2 separate regions of the Homo sapiens genome follow, and region 1 is linked to region 2. A link is an interaction called in ENCODE POLR2A ChIA-PET data of the cell type or tissue named here. Cell type or tissue: Caco-2. All regions are shown on one strand. Links, peaks and the distances in the headings refer to the core of each region. The heading gives the core; the rest is flanking DNA. Region 1 overlaps CCDC12 (coiled-coil domain containing 12). Region 2 overlaps TMIE (transmembrane inner ear).

Region 1 (7,904 bases), core at 2,191-6,190, 230 kb before region 2:
ACAGTTTTGTCCCTGATAAAAAGGATTTCAAACATTAGGAAACAGGTCAGTCAGACTCTGTCCTGAGCAGGGCTGTATTTGAGACCCCCTGAAATCCTGCCTCAAAGGCTTCTTCCTGCTGAAGGCTCTGGGAGGAGGTGAGGGCAGGGGTGCAAGGTCTAGGTGTGGAGATGTGGGCAGGGGTGAGAAATGGGGGAGTACCTCCATTAATAGGCAGATAGGCTATGGGGAGGGCCCCAGCCCAGACCATGACTCTCCTGCCCTCCAGCCATCAGCGTTCCTGAGGTTTACTCTTCTGGAGTTGGTGGAGAGGGTAGCAGTTAAATTGGTAGCATTTCTGAAGGTTGTCTAGCCCAGGCTCTGGGCTAGGCCTTGAGGTGCTCTAGGAGATGCCCCGTGCTGAGAGGTTCTTGAAGGGAAGGGGTAGTAAAGCCTACATGTGAATAGGAATGGCCACAGGCCTGTGCCCTGGGCCTACGGTCAGACCCTGATATGCACTGGGTAGGCCCAGAGGATTCTTTTGCCTGGGAATCTTAGAAGGCTGCTTTGAGGAGGTGGCCTTTGGCCTGGCCTTTAGGACTGGCCAGATGGTGTGTTTTCTTGGGGGTTATCAGAGTAGATATTTCAGGATTTGAGACAAAATGTGGGGTGTAAGAGTGTTCTGGACAGAGCAGATGTGAGGTCGAGATGAATGGCTGTTGTCCTGGGGGTGTGGAGACCCAGTGAGAGCTTTGAGCGGAGGTGCAGTGTGGTCTGACCAGTATCTTTGAAGAGGAGGCCAGGAATGTGGATTGATAAGTTGAAGAGAGACTTAGGGGAGACAGGTTGGAGAAAGAGAGGGAAAAATGCAGGAGGCAGCTGTATTCTCCAGAGTAGAGGGGAAGGCTGGCTGGCAGGCAGGGGTGGAGGGGAATGGCTGGGGGCTTGGTTGTGGTGGGGAGCTAAGGAGGTGGTAGACGAGACTAGGGATTGGGAAGGAGGGAGAAGATGGCAAGATTTGGGAAGGGTATTGAGTGGGGAGTGGGGGTGGTGAGGCATTGAGTCTGATTTAAAGGTCTCAGGGTGAGCGAAGTGTCTCTAAATTCCTGGGGAGGCTGTGCACCTAGGGCCTTGCCTGCTTTCCTACTGAGTGTCCAGCAGGGCCTAGGCTTGGACTTGGGCTGGCTGTGGCCGCATCTGAGCACATGGGACCAGGTCTGAACTGTGTGGGGAGCGCAGGAGAGGCGGGTAGAATCAGAGCTCTTTAGAAACTCAGCGCCACTCTTCCACTCTTGATAGCCTCTCTCTCGTCTCCTTGGCAAGACTGAGGGCCAGGCATCAGGACGACCTGGATCCAGACTTGCAGCTACCGCTGATGGGTTCTGTGACTTTGGACAAATCTTTTCCTTTTCCCTGACTGCCATTTCCCAGGTTTTCCCATGGCTTAAACTGAGGACCTAGAATGGGTGATCCTGCGAGCCCTCCAGGTCTGAGGCTCTTTGAGTCTCTCAGGTAGGGGTGAGCTTCAAGTGGTCTGCGCTTCCCTCCACTATCCCGGGCAGCAAAGGGCCTTATCTTGTGATTCAGGCCAGTGTCACCAAAAGCGATTTTCCTTCCCGTGAATGCCCATTGTCCTATTTATGAATCACTCTTTGTCAGGAAGGCTGAGGTACACCTTATCTCCCCCACTTGTGTGGCCTGTTCATTTGTTCACCTGCTCCTGCCACAGATGTGGATCTTTATCTTTTTTGAGCCCCTGCTCTTTGCACAGCATCCCAGGCTGGGGTCATTTTTAACCTCATGCTGTCTGCAGAGCTAGTGCTGCCCCCCACCCACCAGATTGCTGGGCATTTTTAAAAGTCATTTAGATAGTTGGGTGTTTTCTCATTTATTAATGAATAACTTGGCCTTTGCTGAGGCACTTGAATGTCTCTGGGGCTCCAGGAGGGTGGTGACAGCTGTTTGACCTTGCTTGAGAGCCGAGAAAGGGCATGGTATTTGCAAAGCACTCCTCCCAAAGGCTGGACACTTTCCCGTAGTCCCCACCTACTTCTGCCAGGTGGTTCGGGTTAACAGAACCCCTGTGGAAAGGAGTCGTCTTTGTGGCTGGGGGTCTTGCCCCACTAGCCCAGTGTGGGGAAAGAAGAGCCCTTTCTGCTTTTCCTTCTCTGCCCTTACCCAGGGCAGGTGTCTGCCGCTCCTTCCCCTGAGGTAGGCACTGCAGGGAGTAGCCTTCAGGGTGTCCGCTGGTTGGGAGTTGGGAAGGAATTTTTTGCTAGAATTTGCAGGCTCTGGCTTGCTTCATCGGCTAGTCTTTAGTCAGGGAGGGCTGCATGTGTCAGCAGGGCCCTTGTGGAAGCCCCGTCCAGGTCCCAGCAGCCCTGGGAGCCATTTGGAGAATCCTGACTTGTTTCTCAGTGAAGCATTTATACTCTGTTCTCCCTTCCCTCTTTGGCCATCACCAAGCATCTGCCTGTCCACCCCAGGGCCTGCCTTCCCCAGCAGAGGTCAGTGAACTCTCTCCAGTCTCTCCTCGGTTTCTCCATTGCTTAAGAACACCGGCCAGAGCCCTCTGTGTTCGGCCATTGCCTGCCTTGACTGTCTTACCTGGCAATCATTGTCACCCCCTCCCCCAACCCCAGTCACCTGCATGCTCTTCAGACCACACCCTGCCTTTGTTCAAGCTCTGCTTCCCACCGGGAATGCCCTTCCCACTTCTCTCCCCCTATGCTGTATCACCCAATTCTGCCCAGCCCATCTCTCAGTAGGAAACCTCTCACCCATCGCCCAAGAACCACGTTCCATGTTGACCTCTCTCGTGTAGCTGCTGTCACTTGGTCAGTTATTTTGTTCTCGCTGCCTCGTTGCCATGAGATGAGCTGCCCTGAGTTGGGGTGGGGGGCATGTTGATCTGTTCTCATGACAGAAGCCTTTCTCTGGGCCAGGCCTCCGACCTGGTTTTGGTAGTCTGCTCCCCGGAGGTTGTGTGGCCAAGGAATGGCAGGGTCTGGTTGATGCCTGCAGTCTCCACATAAAGCAGATACCATTCTTAGGAAGGCAGTTGTCAATGGCATAAATAAATGTCTAGGAAAGGTAGTTCAAGTAGCTGTTTTACTTATAATTTATATGCAGGCTCCAGCGCATTCTGTGTCCACCAGAGCAGGCTCCCAATGGAAGGAGCTCACAGATCTCTCTTAGAACACTGCTCTGCGAGAGTCAAAGGCAGGACGCTGCCATAGTGAAGTGAGCATTGTCACCTTCTGGAGTGCCAACCCTGGCATGCAGGGAGACCCACGACAGCTCTGTCTTGGGGCCTCTCAGTCCATGCCCTGGGCCCCAGGTGTGGTCACACGAATTTGTGCATGTGCACACACGCCCTGCGTCAGTTTGTCCACAGGCAGGCTGACCTAACAGAGGTAATCACATAATAAAGGATAAAGTCCAGGAAGACATTTTCTGCTTCAGGTGGAAGCAGTATGGCAGTTTCCTTCTGTTGTGGCCCCCAGTGCACCTGAGAACAAGCATAACATGTCAAGGTTGAGATGAACATGACTCTGTAGACTTCAAAAAGAGGTGCAGTTGGTGGGAAGTCAAAAGAACCAGATTAAGAAAATTTTCATGGAAACTTCAGACTAATTCCCCTTGCCTCTGTCTCCCTGAATATAGCATAGGCCTAGGCAGTGAATCTTGTTGCAAGCCTGGTCCTAGTTCATGTTACTTCTAAAGCGAATCAAATAGGTATTTCTGGAGAGGACTCTGGCCTGAAAGGTGTCTCAGGAGGCCTGAGCTCTCATCCTGCCCTGGTTGCTGGTAACTTCTTTCCCCAGTCTTTCCTAGCTTAGCAGGTGGTTCTGTCTAGACCCATGAAGGTGACTGCTGGCCTGCCAGCATGGCCCCTCCATGGCACCAAGTGGCTGCATTTCTCACCACCTAAAGCCATCCAGCTCTTTCTGTGAGTGTTCTCTAAGGGCTACCAGGTACCTGGGACTGGGCTGGAGTTACGGACTTTTTTTGTTGCTTTTTTTTTTTTTTGAGATGGAGTCTCGCTCTGTCGCCCAGGCTGGAGTGCAGTGGCTTGATCTCGGCTCACTGCAAGCTCTGCCTCCCAGGTTCACGCCATTCTCCTGCCTCAGCCTCCCGAATAGCTGGGACTACAGGCGCCCACTACCACGCCCAGCTAATTTTTTTGTGTGTTTTTAGTAGAGATGGGGTTTCGCCGTGTTAGCCAGGATGGTTGCGATCTCCTGACCTCGAGATCCGCCCACCTCGGCCTCCTGAAGTGCTGGGATTACAGGCATGAGCCACCGCGCCCAGCCAAGAGTTATGGATTTTTAAATTCTGCACAGGCAATGAGGCTCCAGTTGTGCCTATGAGATGCAGCAGGCGTGTACCCTGTTGGAGTCTGGGACACCAAGCTGGGCCCTGCCAGGTGCCCCCCTTCTGAGATGTCCTGTTCTTTAGCTCCCTGGGCCACGTGGACTGGAAGTAGGAGCTTTCAACTGAGCTGGTGGTTTTCTCCCTTTCTTTGCAGGACAAGGAAGATGGGGAGCCAAAGACCAAGCATCTCAGAGAAGAGGAGGAAGAAGGCGAGAAGCACAGGTAATGCCCGTGTGCAGCTCCAGGGTCTGCTCTCTCCTCCAGCACTCATCGGTCTCCCAGTCTCTGGGTCCTCCCAACTCTGTTCAGTGTCTGCCCTGTTCCCTCCCCTCTTCTTTCTGCCCATGGCTGTCCTGTTCAGACCTTAAAATCTCAACATCTCAGAAGGCCCTTGTCGAGGCCTTCTCTGCCTCCTTTCCCTCATTTTCCATTTGGCTGTTACTCAGCCCCCAGCATTTTCTTTCTAGCCCTTACATTATGCCTTTTTACCCTTCTCATACACCTTTTGTGGCGTGGTTCTCCATTGCCTACTGAGTAAGTGCCCCTTCTGCACTTGGCATGTGAAGCTCTGCCTGGACCATCTAGCCTCATCCAACCTCCTCTGGTTTCCCTCTAGCCAGAGCCCTTTGTGGTCGGCCCTTGCCACCTCTGGCCACTCAGCATTTCCTGACCAGTCTTTTGTCCGTCCTCTCAGCCTGGAGGTCCTTCTCATCTCTCCTATACCTTTGATGTCTGGGTCTTCACATAGAGTTCAGCTCAAAGGGCGCCTTTCTCGTTGTCTGTGTCCCTCTGGCTTCATTTCCCTCTGTAGTATTTATCTTATTTTGTCGAATACTCTCATCTGGTTGGGTCCACTTAAGTTGCCTAAACACAGCACACGTGAGGGTCTTGGGTACACTTCCCTCGTGATTGCAGGCACAAGGTCTTCCCCCGCAGTCTTGAGGGCTGCAACCTCCACAGAGCCTCAGATGCTGCTTTGCCTCCCAAAAATCTGGAGCCTGGAAACTGTTGCCGGAACCAGTGTGTGGGGTGAGCGAGGCAAAGCTGTGCTGCTGATCTTTGTGAGCAGAGTGTCTGACTACCACTCCCGTGTCAGCAGTTCCAGAGGTCTCATGTCCTCCCTCCCATGCCTAGCCCTGAGATGGGGCTCTCTTCCTGGGGCCAGACTGTGTGTCTTTCTGGACAGGTTGCCTTGATTTCCTTTGCTCTGAGCAGCTTCCTTCAGGCACAGGGGGGTGTAGATCTTGATGGGCTTAGGCTCTGCTTTGCCCAGGGGGAGCGGGAGGGGAGGGAATGCTCTTTAGAGGAAGCTGGGCAGCCACACCAGAGCAGGCTTTCCTAATGCCACAGCCTTTTTTCACCTTCACCAGTATGAGTAGAACCTCCCCACATGCGGGCCTCATCTCTGCCTTTGTAATCAGGAGCAATCACAGACACGACTTACAGAGTGTTTTCACACCATCCTGAGAGCCCTGCAGAGTCCATGCCCCCTACTCGGGTTCAGACATGCTACCAGCTCTATGCTTAGAGGCTGGTGATGCTAAACAGTGAGTGGGTCTGCCGGCACTGGGCCTGGGGCTTTTTGTTGGGCCTCAGCCCCCAGCTCTTGAAGGTCCCTGGCTGGTGATGGGAAGATGAAGGCCAGTTAGTTGCTCCTTTGCCAGGTGACCCCAACATATGTGGCTTTATGGGTGGGTGCTGGCACAGTTTCCCCCATTCTGTGGTAACTACATATTAGAGGCCCTTTGGTCTTCTGGTTTATTCTTAGTTTCTCAAAAACTGGAACTCTGGCTGGAGCCTGAGTTCCAGTTTCTGGGCTTTGATTTGCTGGTGGTGTTTTCTCTGATCCCCACCCCTCCCCCTCCTCGATGAGAGAGAAGGGTCGCTGGTTTAGCAGGTGGGTGGGTGGGTCATACAGTAAGAGGCTTGAATGTTGAACCATATGGTTGTGAATCTCAAACATGGTGTTGAGTGAAGGAAAAAAGCAGGTTTCAGAATTGAGGCATACAGGGCAGGAACATTTATATCAAATTTAGGAACACAAAATGATATATGTGTGTTACTCAGTTGGCAAGTACTGACTTTATTGGTTGTCTGCTCTGTGCAGGGCACCATTGTGGGCCCCTGGAAGGCAACAGCAGACAAAGTACAGCCCCTACCCTCATGGAGCTGACATTTTCTGGAAGGAGACAGGCTGTTAACGAAGAAGCAGGCGTGTGATACAGTGTCAGGTGCTGCCAAGAAAGCGAAAGCAGAAGTGTAAACACATACATGAGGAGTGATGCCTCCGATTGCTGTCTGGGGAAGCAAGGAGGAAACAGGATTAGGGAAAGGCTCTATGATGTGTGATTTTTTTTTTCTTTTTTTTGAGATGGGGTCTCGCTCTGTCACCCAGGCTGGAGTGCAGTGGCGCTATCTCAGTTCACTGCAACCTCCACGTGGCTCCCAAGCTCAAGCGATCTTCCCACCTCAGCCTCCCAAGAAGCTGGGACCACAGGTGCGCACCACTATGCCCAGCTAATTTTTGGTACAAAAACAACATGGTTTCACCAGGTTGCCCAGGCTGGTCTCAAACTCCTGAGCTCAGGCAGTCCACCCACTTCAGCCTCCCAAAAGTGTTGGAATTACAGGTGTGAGCCAGTGGACCTGGCCAATGATGTGTGATTTTGTTGTACCAAAAAAAAAAAAAAAAAAAAAAAAACAGGAGGGGAACAAACCTGTCTGGAATATGGCAAAACATTACTTTTATTGACTCTGCAGGAGGTGAGTATATGTGTTAGGTTATTCTCCGGACTTTTCTGTGTGCCTGAGATATATCATAATGAAAACTGTGGGAAAAAAACCAAAGGGCATGTGTAGTTCCAGGCTCCTGTCAGTGAGTTCTAGATAAAAGAGGCCCTGCCATGTGAGGACCTGCTTCCTGTTAGGTCTTACAGGTCATTTGTAGTGGAGCACAAGACCTGCTCTGAGGCCCTGTCCTGAGCCCACTGAGCTGGGCAGGTGCAGGGCCCTGTTTTGTTTTTTCTCACCGCAGCCCAGGGACCAACCATGCTGGACATTGAATTGGGTTCTGCTTCAGCTCATCATATTCTTCTGCTTTGCTCTAATCTGGCCTCTTTTGAGGCAGTGGAGCATGGTGGAACAGGTTTGCCTCCCAGTCGTTGAGAGCTTGGCTTTTGGGGCTGTCCTTCTAGAGACTTTGGGCAGGTGGACTTCTAGCATCCTGTACCTGGCAGGGCCTGCTACTCGGTCACTCCCTTGGTTGCCAGGAAGCCTAGCCTTAGCAAGGAGTTGTGCCTGTATTTGTAGGCCCCAGAGAAAAGCAGACTCTTCTGACTTTAACAGATCCAGAGCAGAGGGCTTGCTCAGGTTATTTAGGAAGGCAGATTAGAACATTGGTTGCCTAACACAGGGCCAGACCTATGTGGACGTAACTTTAGACTGCAGGGTCCAGGGATTGGGGATGATGGACTTTCCAGGAAGAGCAGGATGCAGCAGAGGCCGTGTCCATCCCAGGGGATCTTGCTTTTTATTTGTACCCCAAGTCT
Region 2 (7,904 bases), core at 2,258-6,257:
TGGCCCACTGCCTGATCTGGTGAGTCAAGGCTGAGGTGGGGTGGGTGGAGAGGTATTTGGAGCTGCTGTGGGCCCAGTCATCCCCTCCCTGCCAGCTGTTCTGGGCCCACAGTCCCAGCCCCAGCCTCATCTGGGCTCCAAGCAGGTGGAGGCTGAGTCCTGAAAATTCCTTCAGAGCTCCAGTCTTTTCAGTGTCCCACCGTTCGCTCCCCTCGTCTGGCCTCTCAGTCCCGTGCAGTCATTCCGCAGATGGGAAATGGAAGCTCAGAAGCCATTTGTCTGGCCTCATGCCTCCTCTCCACGGGAAGAAGCTCCTAGTTCTTTCATTTCACCCCCTTTGCACCCACATCCTTGTTCCTCCCTTCAATCAACCGTCTCTGACACTTCTTTGAGCAAGGCCCTGGCCTGGACACTGGGGGCAGAGGAGGGATGGATCATTCCTTCCAGCTTGTTGGGGGAGACAGAAAGGAAGATAGATGCTCACAAGGGTGCCTGGTTGGTGTGGGGACAAAAGAGGGAGTGTTCTGATGTTTTGGGGCCAGGAGTGCTGGCTGTGAGAGCTGACAAGTGAAATGTGTTCCAGGCCTAAGGGCCAACATACAGACTCCAAGGGGTACCCCGGGGTGCGCAGCTAGATAGCCAGGCCATGGCACATTCCATGGAGCTGGAAGGAGTAGAATTGCCTCCTCCAGGGCACAGCATGGGGTGAAAGAGTCCATGCTATGGACTGAGAGTAGAGTTTGGAACCAGAGAAAACTGGGTCCGCATCCCTTCCACTGCCTCCTAGCTATGCAGCCCTGAGTGGTTCATTGGGCTTCTCTGAGCCTCAGTTTCCCCCTCCATAAAATGAAGGGTCTTGAGGACTGGACCACACAGTGAGTGTGCAGGGCCCTGTTCATGTCTGTGGTGAGGAGTAGGCTCAGGGGGCTTGAAGCGGGTGGGTGGCCCCTCCTGGATCTTCTGGGAGGGCAGCAGAGTGGGGGAAGGCCCAGGCTGGAGGCTGGGGCAGGGGGCCTGGAGCTGATCATGGCCTCCCCTCACGGCCCCCCTAGGCGTGATGTTATCTACTCAGTGAGGGTGGGGAGTCCGTGGATTGACCAGATGACGCAGACCGCCTCCGATGTCCCGGTGCTCCAGGTCATCATGCATAGCAGGTACCGGGCCCAGCGGTTCTGGTCCTGGGTGGGCCAGGCCAACGACATCGGCCTCCTCAAGCTCAAGCAGGAACTCAAGTACAGCAATTACGTGCGGCCCATCTGCCTGCCTGGCACGGACTATGTGTTGAAGGACCATTCCCGCTGCACTGTGACGGGCTGGGGACTTTCCAAGGCTGACGGTGAGTCAAAGCCTCTGCAGACCAGGGCGGGTGCTGTGAGAAAGGACGTGGGTGCAGGCCAGGGTGCCACCACAGATGGATGTTTCTGAGGCACCTTCCCCAGGGAGCCTGCCGCTCCCGGGACCTTCCTGCCAGGCTCTCATCTCTGAGGTCTCCTTCCCCTTGAGGATCTCGTGGGGAACACCTCACTGCTGCTCCAGCCTCAGGGGACCCTGATTGCCTTTGAATCCTGAGTCAGGCCAGGGCATGTAAACAGAACTTCCTTGAAGGCAGAGAGGCACAGAGTAATACCTCACAGTCCACACCCACTGCCCAGGCATCGGCAGCTTGCAGCAGAGCACCTGAGGTCGGGGGAGCAGTCTTCTGTGTTGTAAAATGCTGCCCAGAAGGCCCACATGGCTGGCTAGGGGCCGTCTGCAGCTGGAGCTCATGGTTTCCCCTCCCCTCAGTGGGCCTCAACTCCTGGTCGTCCCAATTCAGGAGCAAGGCCCAGAGAGCAGGTGTGTTCTCTCAGGAACATCCAGGGGACCCTAGAACTGTCTACTTCCTTCAGGGGGTCCCCAGCCCATAAGAGAGATGCCCTTCCCTGTGGCCTCAAGGAACCAACTTACTCTCAAAACAGCTCAAGGGGGCTTCAGCCCATGTGGGAGGACCTGGGAGTGACTTTGTCATCCCTGCTGTGGCCTGTCTCCTGTCTCCCAGGAGCTTAGGCCAGGGACAGGGACACACTACTCAGGGAGGCAGAAGGAAGAAGCAGTGCCTGGCCTCCATGGAGGGGTCTGGGAAGGCTCAGCAGGGAAGAGGCCTGTGGGAGAAGGGATGCTTGAAGAGAAGGAAGGCTTGGCAGGCCCTCAGGAGGGAAGGAGTGGCAAAAGCCAAGAGGCCGAGTGTGGTGGAGGTGGTGTCAAGGGCCCCAGTGGCCTGGGCACTGCAGGAAGCGAGAGCAGGCCCGGCAAGGCTGGGTTGGGGGTACTCTGCTCCGGGGGCTCTGTGTTGAGGGCCCTAGATGGGTATGGGCTAGAACGAGGGCAGAGGTGTGTGGCTAAAGCAGAAAAGGTGGGACGTGGGGAACAGTGGAGAGAGGACGAGTGAGGCTGGCGGTAGTGGGCAGCGGTGAGTGGCTGCGCCTAAATGGGGCCCTGTCCCACAGGCATGTGGCCTCAGTTCCGGACCATTCAGGAGAAGGAAGTCATCATCCTGAACAACAAAGAGTGTGACAATTTCTACCACAACTTCACCAAAATCCCCACTCTGGTTCAGATCATCAAGTCCCAGATGATGTGTGCGGAGGACACCCACAGGGAGAAGTTCTGCTATGTGAGCGGCCTCTCCTCGCTCACTCCCCTTCAGGGGCACCTGGGGGAGAGGCATCTGGGGAGGGAGAGCGGAACGGTGGAGGTTGGGTAGGGGAAGGGAAGGGGGTGGGCAGGACTCTGGGATATGGGGATGGAGGATGTCGGGGGAGACTGGGAGGAAACAGATGGGGGCTGGGAATGGGGATGGCTGTTGGAGGTGAGAGGAGTGGGGGGTCCGTGGGGAGATGGAGGGTGGGTGTTAAGAGGTGGGGGATGAAACCCTTTGAGGAAGAGCTCCTGGGTCTGGAGCACTTCTCACCTATGTTGGCACTGGGGGACTGTGGAGGTGTGGTGTGAGGACATCCCGCCTGTCCTGGAGCTGGGTCGTCTCTGGCCTTGCCTGGCCTCCCTGACCCTTACTCCCCCAACCCTTCCCACAGGAGCTAACTGGAGAGCCCTTGGTCTGCTCCATGGAGGGCACGTGGTACCTGGTGGGATTGGTGAGCTGGGGTGCAGGCTGCCAGAAGAGCGAGGCCCCACCCATCTACCTACAGGTCTCCTCCTACCAACACTGGATCTGGGACTGCCTCAACGGGCAGGCCCTGGCCCTGCCAGCCCCATCCAGGACCCTGCTCCTGGCACTCCCACTGCCCCTCAGCCTCCTTGCTGCCCTCTGACTCTGTGTGCCCTCCCTCACTTGTGGGCCCCCCTTGCCTCCGTGCCCAGGTTGCTGTGGGTGCAGCTGTCACAGCCCTGAGAGTCAGGGTGGAGATGAGGTGCTCAATTAAACATTACTGTTTTCCATGCCTCCTTCTTCCCCGGCCTCAGAGGCCCCACGTTTCCTGGGCCTGCTCTGTTGGGAGTCCACAGGTGAACCAGATGAGGGTGAAGTGGGGAACTCCAGGCAGTTTACACTGAAAATTGCAGAGCCTCCAGGATCTCCCCCATTCAAAGGTTCGGGGTGGCTCCCGCAGAAGGTGGAGGGGGTGTGAAGGGGTGATATTAGGGTCAGATGATCGAGGGGCCTGGAACATACCGCCCAGGCTGAAGCTGGGGCTGCCAGGACCCAGCTGGGGTGCAGCTGTCTGGGCTGGAAAGTGGGTGCTCTTTCTGTGATAACTGTGGGAGTCGGGCTTTCCTTGACTTTGGCTGATTTCTGGCAAGAGGCTAGAACACAGCATTTCATTGCCCCAAAGAGCCATAGTGAACTTTGACCCTCTGTCTCTGTCTCCTGTCTGGAGACAGTGACAGACACCCACTGGAGTCAGATGTTATTCCAACCACCAGCAGCCAGGCCTGCCCATAAAAGGCTAGTGGTGGCCCCATGTCAGGGGAAGGGCAGGTGGAGCCTAGGCCTGGACTTCCCCAGTCTTCAGCAACTGCTGCTCTGTGTGACCCTGAGTGGCCCCTACCCCTCTGGACTTCTGCTGCCTGGCCACATGGGAAAATTCTGCATAAATAGAATGGCCTTTTTCACCCCTATGTATGAGAAGCCCATGGGTTGGACCCCAAGGGCAGAGGTCGGTCAACTGCCTCCATCTGGTGTCAGAGTCCTCAGCTTCCATGGCGGGGCCTTTGGCCATGGCTCTGCCCCTCACTGCTCCTAAGACCCCATGTCATGCGCTTTCCTCATCAGCCTGGATCACTCTCCTCCCTGTACAGTGATGATCCAGGTCCAGGTCAGGAGCCAGGTTTGACTCTTCTGTGTCCCCAGCACTGGGCACAGACCATCACAGGTCTATTGAAAATCATGAATGCAGCCTTGTGAACTCAGCACCCAGAGAGCTGGCAGCGTCCCTCCCGAGTCCTGTGCCTGCCTCCGGGATGGGCCCAGGTGACTGCAGCTGCCCCTCAGCCTCTTGGCTCCCATTTCTCCCTCTATCTCATCCTAATTCAGGCTGGCAGAAGAGTCAGGGAGGGGACTTTGGCCTGGCCTGAGCCATCTGTCACTGACTGCTGCATCACCCTCCACATAAATGCCCCAGGAATAGCGCATCCTGAGGGGTCATCTCAGGAGGCCATTTTCTAGGCCTGGCTCTGAGAAGGCAATCAGCTTTATTCACAAATCTCTGCAGGCTGCTTTTCCAGCAGGCTCTCCTGGCTCAGAAACCTCTGGTGTCTCGAGACCTTAGTGTTCAGGCCTAGGTTTCAGAGCCTTAGTCTGTTCGATGCCATCTGGAAGTGCCTCTGTGCATCTTCCCTCCCCCAGGTGCTATTTGGGCCTTTGTCTTCTGGTCAGAGATGCTTCTTTTAGGTGCCCGTAGTGGGAAATGGTAGAAGAGGAAGCTGCAAAGAAGCTGGCACTGTTATGGTCAGCAGGCAGAAGGCCCTGCTGTGATCTTCTAGGGCCCTGGGACCTCCCAGCACAGCTGGGCATAGAAGGGGCCACCAGAACAGCCCGAGGTCCCCCTTGGCTTCTTAAATATACTCTGATTCCCAAGAGGAGCCCAGACTCCAGCTCTCTTTCCGGCACCCTCTAGCCCATTGGCCTTAGCTCTGTGTACCCCTGACCCAGCCCTGCAGCCCCCAGCCCCGAGCTCGAGCCTCGGGGCCTCATGCCGGGCCTGGCAGCAGCCTCAGCTTCATCACAACGTGTGAAATGAGGGTAGCCCATTGCCTTGAGCTTGATGTCTGCTGGGCTGGGGGTTCCATTTCTGAAGCCACCTCTACTTACTCCCTTGAGCTGGATCCCCTGCCAGGCTTGGGGAAGTCTTCTCACCACTGGGGCTCCTCCCTGGCCAGACAGAGTCCCTCCTGCTGCCACAGTGTCCCCCAGTGACCCTCTCTGCCTCCTCATGGCTACTCTGGGTGTGGCCTCACACCCTGACCCATGCACTTCAGCCATTTCGTGCCAGAAAGGGTGGCTGAAGTAACCCCATATCCCATTACTCCTTCACAGCCACTGCCATCCCTGGCAGAAAGGGTGGGAGACAGGCAGGTCTGGGTGGGGAGAGCAGTGTATCTGCAGAGGGACGGTGGCACCAGACCACCTCTGCCGAGACAGTACCCATGTGGATGGGGTGAAAGGAGCCAAGCCTAGGCTGGGGGGCAGGACACCTACGAGATTGTCTGGTTCCTGCCCCTGATGGGCCATGAGGATGTGGCCATGGGCCTCAGCTTCCCTCTCTGACCACAGCCTCTGTGGTCCCCAAATGAGCTCAGAGTCCAACATGCCTGGACCCCGGCCACGGCTTGAGCTCCAGGGCCCGCCAGCCCAAGCTGCCCAGGATGTCTTCATTTCTCTCCTTTCTTCTTCTTGGCCTCATTCTTCTCATCCTCCTCTACTTTGATGGCCACTGTGTCCACACTGTCCTTCTTCTTCTTCTTCTTCTTCTTCTTATCCTCTGTGGGGCAGGGGGAAGAGACCATGTGATAGTGGTGAGACAAGGTCCTGGGGTCTGACTGTCCTGAGGGGAAGAGCCCCAGAACCTCCTACACTCTGCCTTTTTCTTCCTTCTTCCTACTGGAGAATAGGCTCATCGTTCTATTTGCCTCATGCCAACCAATTTCTGTGCTCTGGTCTCCAGGGGCAGGGCTGGGGCCCCTCCCTGAACCTGCTTTGGTTGGAGCAGAGGAACAGGGTGACTCCAGGCAGCAGGACTGAGGAACTGGCTGGCGCAGCAGGGCTCAAGCCAGGGCCAACTCACCTCCTGGGACTTCTGTGAGCTCATTGAGGGGTGGCACAGTCTCCAGCTTGTCTGTGTACATCTTGGCTGCCTTTCGCTGCAGGTACCGGGCTTCGATCTCCTTCCGGGTCCGTGGCACACGACAGTTGAAGACACAGCACAGCGTGATGACTGTAGGGAGGACAGAGCAGGCTTGGCTGGGGCTGGGGTTCAGAGACCCAAGGAATGGCATCCGCCTTCCTTCAGGCCCGCCCCCATCCACCCACATGTGTCTCACCCACCAGACCCTGGCAGGAGGCTCAGCATCTTGACAAAACCCCTGTGGACCCTATGATGACCAAGGTGGCTTTCCTAAGCAGGGCTGACTTCATGCAGCTGCACAGGCCCCCGTGCTTGGAAGGGACCCTGGCTAAATTATGTCACCAGTCCTGGTCCTGAGGGTCTTTCTGACTAGACTGAGAGTCACTGGAGGGTAAGGCAGAGGTCTGCACCATGACTTAAGCCATAGCTTCCTGGGGGCCATCCAGCACTTCCAACCCAGGCCTCCGGGTGTGCAACTTAGCTTCTCCTTCCCACACCACTGAGAGCTAGGCCAAAGTTGCCTCAGTCATGAGAGGACGTGGCTCTGCATGTCCTCCTCAGCCTCCCTGAGGACATCCCTGGGCTCTCCCTGGCTAGGGCGGGAGCCCATGAGAGGGCACAGACCCTGCCCTGAGGCATTCACCTCAGACGGAGTTATTTCAGGAGTGGTTTTCCGGCTGAGGGCAGCTGCACCCACGCCAGTTGGGCCAGGTCATGGAGCTGGCCTGTCTAGGGATGGGTAGGGCAGGTTAGGGCTGCCAGGACCTGGCTGGACTGAGTTTATTTTCCTAAGGCCCCCACAGCCTGACCACCTTGGCCCCAGCCCTAGAGGAGGGGATGGAGCTGGTTCCTATTATAAATCAGATGACCAGACATAACTTCCTGGCAGACTCCTGGGGGCAGAAGGGCCCACGGAGGATTAACCAGGTCTATTTTGGGGAAGATGGATCAGATCTATGTAGCCTGGACTGGAGTACCTTCTGGGGTCATTTTATGCAACCAAGTCAGAACCCCTTCAGACAAATATTGTGGTCCTACTAGGTCTCACCCAGGCTCAGAATAAAAGAAAAAAATCAATGAATGAATGAATGGGATGATCTCAAAGCCTTTGCTGTTGGGAACAGGACTGGACTAGAGTGAATGAATTGGGGAGCCAATAGCATCCAGGCATACACTTGGAGGAGGGTGCTGCACAAGGGCCCCAGCTATAGATCCGACTGTCCAGGGGTGGACCTGAGCAGACAGCAGGCCTTATCCAAGAAGCTGGGTCCTGGATTTCTCCAGAACCTGTGTTCATGCCTGAGACTCGAAGTTGGTACCCAATCCTAACCCTCCCGGCTTAGGCCACCTCTTCTAGCCACCCCACCAGGAACCTCCTTGGGACTATGCCCACTCAGGCTCCATGCAGGCTGGTCCCAGGCCCCGGGAGGCTGGGGCTTCCTAAGGAGCTCAGTGGGCCACTGACGGCAGCCAGAGCCGGGCTCAAACACCACCCCTCACTTCAGGCCTGCCCCGCACAGCCTGGCCTGTTTGCTTCTCTTCAAAGAAGGGGAGATGCAAAGAGCT

What was found. Peaks named below come from ENCODE experiments on the same cell type or tissue, not always from the same donor. Only the 100,000 strongest peaks of a DNase experiment are listed, where the experiment ranks them.
Region 1: POLR2A ChIA-PET joins it to region 2 with 5 read pairs; 1 of 35 experiments calls an interaction of 5 or more read pairs at or near these places.

Annotation. Positions count from the first base shown.
Region 1 is chr3:46,937,672-46,945,575 of GRCh38, reverse strand. It overlaps CCDC12 (coiled-coil domain containing 12), which reads left to right. Exons shown (of 7, transcript NM_001277074.2): 2 at 4,511-4,578. LOC124909375 (a long non-coding RNA gene) reads left to right here and starts at 6,820. Exons shown (of 2, transcript XR_007095901.1): 1 at 6,820-6,853. RefSeq lists enhancers at 4,778-5,277, 5,278-5,779. In Caco-2, for the core only: no CTCF peak of the experiment used is centred there; a DNase peak (open chromatin) is centred at 2,207; H3K4me3 peaks cover 73 bases.
Region 2 is chr3:46,707,650-46,715,553 of GRCh38, reverse strand. It overlaps TMIE (transmembrane inner ear), which reads right to left. Exons shown (of 4, transcript NM_147196.3): 3 at 6,279-6,428; 4 at 4,668-5,975. The coding sequence ends at 5,866. It overlaps PRSS50 (serine protease 50), which reads left to right. Exons shown (of 6, transcript NM_013270.5): 3 at 1-19; 4 at 1,053-1,336; 5 at 2,487-2,653; 6 at 3,072-3,437. The coding sequence ends at 3,308. Among named protein-coding and RNA genes, the nearest start is that of PRSS50, 6.3 kb to the left of the region's middle. RefSeq lists an enhancer at 1,378-1,627. In Caco-2, for the core only: no CTCF peak of the experiment used is centred there; a DNase peak (open chromatin) is centred at 3,943.